Linked DNA regions of Homo sapiens: region 2 is linked to region 1. A link is a loop called in an ENCODE intact Hi-C map of the cell type or tissue named here. Cell type or tissue: sigmoid colon. All regions are shown on one strand. Each heading gives the region's core, and the rest is flanking DNA. Links, peaks and the distances in the headings are about the cores only. Region 1 overlaps FAM111A-DT (FAM111A divergent transcript). Region 2 overlaps GLYATL1-AS1 (GLYATL1 antisense RNA 1).

What was found. Peaks named below come from ENCODE experiments on the same cell type or tissue, not always from the same donor. Only the 100,000 strongest peaks of a DNase experiment are listed, where the experiment ranks them.
Region 2: it touches region 1 in a loop (6-fold over the local background); 49 of 110 quality-filtered maps call a loop at or near these places.

Annotation. Positions count from the first base shown.
Region 1 is chr11:59,134,838-59,137,641 of GRCh38, reverse strand. FAM111A-DT (FAM111A divergent transcript) reads left to right here. Exons shown (of 4, transcript NR_110184.1): 3 at 1,361-1,585; 4 at 2,054-2,804. Among named protein-coding and RNA genes, the nearest start is that of FAM111A-DT, 6.6 kb to the left of the region's middle. In sigmoid colon, for the core only: a CTCF peak has its summit at 1,531 (motif pointing right); a DNase peak (open chromatin) is centred at 1,561; H3K4me3 peaks cover 269 bases; H3K27ac peaks cover 206 bases.
Region 2 is chr11:59,052,374-59,055,177 of GRCh38, reverse strand. It overlaps GLYATL1-AS1 (GLYATL1 antisense RNA 1), which reads left to right. Exons shown (of 6, transcript NR_033853.2): 2 at 1,552-1,721. Among named protein-coding and RNA genes, the nearest start is that of GLYATL1-AS1, 4.7 kb to the left of the region's middle. In sigmoid colon, for the core only: a CTCF peak has its summit at 1,710 (motif pointing left); a DNase peak (open chromatin) is centred at 1,657.

The DNA.
Region 1 (2,804 bases), core at 148-2,647:
CGGGATTCCTAGGATCCAGATCATAGACTCCAGCTCAGTCAAAGACCTGGAAGGCAAAGAACCTCTATGAGAGTAATGCCTTCATAAGGAGCCTTCGTTTGGACTCTTAAGGGGGTGTCGGCCCCATCAAAACTCCAGAGGCTGCTAGCCTTCCTCCTTCCAGAAAAGGGAATAACCACCGCGCCCATCCTAGCTGTGGCCCGAGGTTCGAGCGCCCAGGGCCGCAGGGACTAGTAGGGGCACGCGGTCTGCAGTGGCCTCCATCTTCCTGGTACCTCAGGAGGAAGAAACCCGCCCCGCTTTCCTCCAGACCTCACCGCCCGAATGACCCTCCAAGACCCTCTCAAGGCGCCCGCTGTGCTCCTTAATTCGGAGGCAGCCCCTCCACACCTGTGGGTAATTCTCATCAGGTGGGAGGAGGGACTGAGAAAAGAAATAAGACACAGAGACAAAGTATAGAGAAAGAAAAGTGGGCCCAGGGGACCGGCCCTCAGCATACAGAGGACCCGCACCTGCACCATTCTCTGAGTTCCCTCATTATTTATTGATTACCATTTTCACTATCTCAGCAAGATGAATGCGGTAGGAGGGCAGGGTCATAGTGAGGAGAAGGTCAACAAGAAAACGTGAGCAAAGGAATCTGTGTCACAAATAAGTTCAAGGGAAGGTACTATGCCTGGATGTGCACATAGTCCAGATTTATGTTTCTCTCCACCCAAACATCTCAGTGGAGTAAAGAATAATAAAGCAGCATTGCTGCCAACATGTCTTGCCTCCCACCACAGGGCGGTTTTTCTCCTATCTCAGAATTGAACAAATGTACAATCGAGTATTATACCGAGACATTCAGTTCCCGGGGCAGGCAGGAGACAGTGGCCTTCCTCTTATCTCAACTGCAAGAGCCTTTCCTCTTTTACTAATCCTCCTCAGCACAGATACTTCAGGGTGTCGGGCTGGGGGATGGTCAGGTCTTTCCCATCCCATGAGACCATATTTCAGACTATCACATGGGGAGAAACCTTGAACCATACCCAGCTTTCCAGGGCAGAGGTCCCTGCGGCTTTCCACAGTGCATTGTGCCCCTGGTCTATAGAGACTGGCGATGAATTTTACCAAGCATACTGCCTGTAAACATTTTGTTAACAAGGCACATCCTCCACAGCCCTAGAGCCGTTAAACCTTGATTCCATACAACACATGTTTCTGTGAGCTCAAGGTTGGGGCAAAGTTACAGATTAACAGCATCTCAGGGCAAAGCAATTGTTCAGGGTACAGGTCAAAATGGAGTTTCTTATGTCTTCCTTTCTACATAGACACAGTAACAGTCTGATCGCTCTTTCTTTTCCCTACAACCTCACAGCCCAAATGACCCTCCAAGACCCTCTGGAGGCACCCGCAGTGCTCCTTAATTTGCAGCTCTACAGAATGAGACCAGCGTGGCAGCCCCCTTTCAGGACAGCTCCCGAGACGAGACGCGAGAGCAGCCCCTAAATCTCACCCAGCAAAGCCGTTTCTTCCTAACCGGGCTGGGGAGTGCCGCGCGCTGCCAGCAGATGGCGACAGAGGATTAGCCTGCGGAAACCGGGTAAGGGGAGGGCGGAGCTGAGGTGAGAACCCACATCCCTCATGCCCAGTGGCAGCAGGACGTGGAAATGGTTTGCCCAGCCCTCACTTCTCTTGGACAGAGCTTGAGCCTTCTGGGAAACTGCTTTTCCCTGGCTGAGTGATTAGCGGGGGTGTTAAGTTGGGAAGCTGGACGTTCACTTCCATGTGCTCCTCTGAGAACCATCTGTTGGTCTGATGGTGCTAGATCTGAAGCTGGTGAGCCTCTTGGGGCGGCCTCAAGGGCTAACAAGATCTCAAATGCCCTTCTCTCCATCATTTGTGGTATCCTGGATTATTGTGAAAATGTATAGGGATTCCTGGGGAAGAGTTAAGGATTAAAATATAAAGGTTTAAATATAAATAACTTTATATATATATGTTTTTTCTTGTAAACCAATATGTTATATAGTAGGAAGTTTAATTCCTTAACTTTGGTTTTTCTCCCTAGCCTTTTTATAGCCAACAAGAGCAAAAGCACACTGCAATGTCCAAACGAATTGCAGGCGTTTTCTGCTCCCTGAAGCCTGGGAATTAATTTATATACTCAGTCCCTTTTCCCTTGGCTGGCCATTGAAGTAGTTGAACCACAGGATTGGACTGTCCAGAATCATTAGCCAGAGTTCACTGTGAGTGGACGTCTTTTAGTTCTGCTTCAACGCTATAACCAACCTTTACCAAAAGCAACAACAAAACAAAAAACTGCAGAAACCAATGAGTTCTGTTCACAAAGGATGGCTCCTCATGTCATCACACCGGCAAGGAATGGACGAGCCTCTGATTTTTCTCTTCTTGGCTGACTTTACAAGGTTGGATGCAGTCCATGAGGATCATGCAGCAAAGACAGAAAGTGCTGGAGAAGCCCAACCTGCAGGGCCTCACCTTTAGCTGGTTTGTGTGGTTCCACTTCATGTAGCTGTTGGAACACCAGTCTCTCTAATGTGCTCTATGGGATAGCTGTTACCTTCCACTAATTTATGTCTAATACCTATAAACCTAAAGTATCTTTTTAAAAATTTTATTCCGTCTTTTTGGAGGAAATTTTTGTGCATGCCAGATATAGTGTCAAGCATTGGGATTGCTAAGATGAACGTAACATTGTCCTCACCACCCATTAAGTCACAATCTAGTAGATGAGTAAAAGTAAAAAAAAAAATTAAAAAAAGAGTTATAACCATAATACAGAAGTGAACAGGTTGCAG
Region 2 (2,804 bases), core at 245-2,744, 83 kb after region 1:
TCTCCCAAGTAGATGACTTTAGTGAAGGTAAAAGGAAAGACTGTTTGCTGTGTCAAGGGAAGATTCATATGCAAATCCCAAGACTCAGATGTTATTTCAGAAGCTTTGGTGTCCATAGTAAAGTAGAACTAGCCCGGGTTCATCTGCCTACAAGGGCAATTGTATGAGGCAAATATGAGGAAACTGGCAGAACAGGAGGGGTGGAATCTTCCTGGGAGAAACAGTAAAGAGAGTTCTAGGTGGAGAGGGGATCAATGTGTTGAGCAAACACATGGCTGTCTTCTTAGTTCCTATATGAAATCATGGAAAAGACTTTTGAACAAAGAATAAATATGTCATAGCAGGAAAACAAAAAGCAGTCTTTTGGCCAGAAATAGAAACTGTTAAAAAGAAAAGCAAACCAACAACAATAAAAAACACCTTTAAGTTTGAAAATGACAGAAGTTAAGAAGTGGAAAGTTGCCTGGGATATGCTTTTATTGCGGCCTCTCTAATAAACCCGTCCCCACTCCATCTTCATGTCCTTGCTTATCCTAAGCAGCATGGTGGCAGCTGTGGCATTCTTCAGACTAAAGTGGTCATTTTTGGCACTTGGGCTTGAGATGGCAGTGAAGCGGCATCGTTTGTCTGGGGAAATGCCAGAGGTTTGCTGTCTCACAGTATGGAAATTGAGATGTGGACACCAAAGGAGTGGGTTCAAGAGCAAAAGTTTAATAGGCAAAAGAATGAAGAGAGAGTTTCCTCATGCATTGGAAAGGTGCCTGAGCAGGTTTCCGGGTTTGGGGCGAGTTGTGGTTGGTTTTATAGAGGAGCTTGAGGAGGCAGTGTCTGATTTACATAGGGCTCAGAGGGTTGGTTGGAGCAGGTGTGCCATTTATGTGATGCATGAAGAGCCTGGCCATCCCACATGAATCTTTAGTATGCAAACGGGGCCTCTACCTGGCCTGTGCCATGTCGCCTGCACACGTGAATACAAAGAAAAGGGAATAGGAGGCCACGCGTGGTAGCTGATGCCTGTAATCCTAGCACATTCGGAGGCCAAGGACGATGGATCACGAGAGGTCAGGAGTTCAAGACCAGCCTGGCCAAGATGCTGAAACACCGCCTCTACTAAAAAAAAAAAAACACGAAAAAAAAATTAGCCATGCGTGGTGGTGGGCACCTGTAATCTCAGCTACTCAGGAGGCTGAGGGAGATAATTGCTTGAACCCAGGAGGTGGAGGGTGTAGTGAGCTGAGAATGCACCACTGCACTCCAGCCTGAGTGACAGAGCGGGATTCCATCTGAAAAAACAAACAAACAAACAAAAAAAAATAGGAAGAGGAAACCTCTATGTTGAGGATGCCTGGCTTCCAAGTATCCCTTTTCTATTTGCATAGGTGCCAGCATTTAGCTATGCAAGTTTTTAGTTTGCTTATGTATGCTTGTGGCTTGATTTTTTAGGCTGATTTTTGCTAGAAAAGAAATTATATGGGGGCTGCTTTTTATTAAAAGAAAAACCTTACCGAGGACTCTCTTACCTACACTAACTGCTTAATAATTTCTTTTTAGCTCCTGTATCAGCAGTGCTTGCACCTCATAGGTGATGATCATGAGGGGGACAAGGAGCCTCTAGACTTAAGAGACAAGTTGCCAGCATTCTCCAGATGGAGTGTTTCCCTCCGCAGCACCCCCTGCTGGTCAGTTTGACAAGCAGGTGAACAGAAGTTCTCAAATACACAGTAAGCAGATAACCCCAACATCACCAGAAATATCAAGTTGTGATGGCATTTTGGCAAATTGTCTTTATTTTTTGTCTGCATCATCTGTTGCTTTCTGAGGGAAGTTTTTTGAGTTCTCCCACTGAGACTGTGGATTTGCATTTTTCTTTTGTATGTCCGTCAGCTTTTGCCATGTATAGTTTGTAGTTGTGTTGTGTTGAGGCAGATTCATGATCTATGTTGTGGGAGAATTTCTGTATTTAGCAGATGTTCAACTTACGTTCTATTTTGCCAAGTGTTGATGGTATTACTTTGCTTTTCAGTTTCACATTCATTTAGTATATCTTTTTCCTTTCCGTGAACACTTGTGTGTTATTTCAGATATGCTTTCTTATGTACTGACAGTGACCCCCAAATTCATATGTTGAAGACCCAACTCCCAATGGACTTGGAGGTGGGCCTTTGAGAAGTAATTGGGTTTAGATTAAGTCATAAGGGTGGAGCCCCTATGATGGTATTAAGTCCTTCTAAGAAAAGGAAGAGAGTCTGAGCTCTCCTCTGTCTCTACCATGTGAGGGCACAGAGATGTATGCTTTTTGGACTTTGTTTTTAACTCAGTATGAAAAACATATATTTTAATAAGAAAATTACCCCATTCATTTTTAGTGCGTTTATTGATAATGTTGGACTTACTTGTGCCATATTTAAGGAATCCTCTTTCCTCTTTCCCATGCTTTCTTGTTGTTTTTTCAATCCAAGTGCATGATAAGGTTTAGGAATCACTTTTTTAACAGGGCCAAGAAGGGCTAGATAAGGGAAGCTGGCTTGTGTTCAGGGAAGCGGCAGAGGAGGGAAGCTGGCAGCTGGGCTGTGCTAAGATGACCTTAGCCCCAGACCCTGGATGAACATCCTCTTCTGGATACAGGACCTGCCCGAGGCACCATTTTGAATAGGCAAATCTTATTTTCTTTGTGTTCTTTCATCATCTGTATTAGCTTTTGCCTCTTGAGTGCCAAAATATAGCTGTTTTTATATGACTCCAAGTTCCTGAGTTTATTTTTTAGGTAAGAATTTTCCACCCTTTGAAATCCCAAATGACATGTT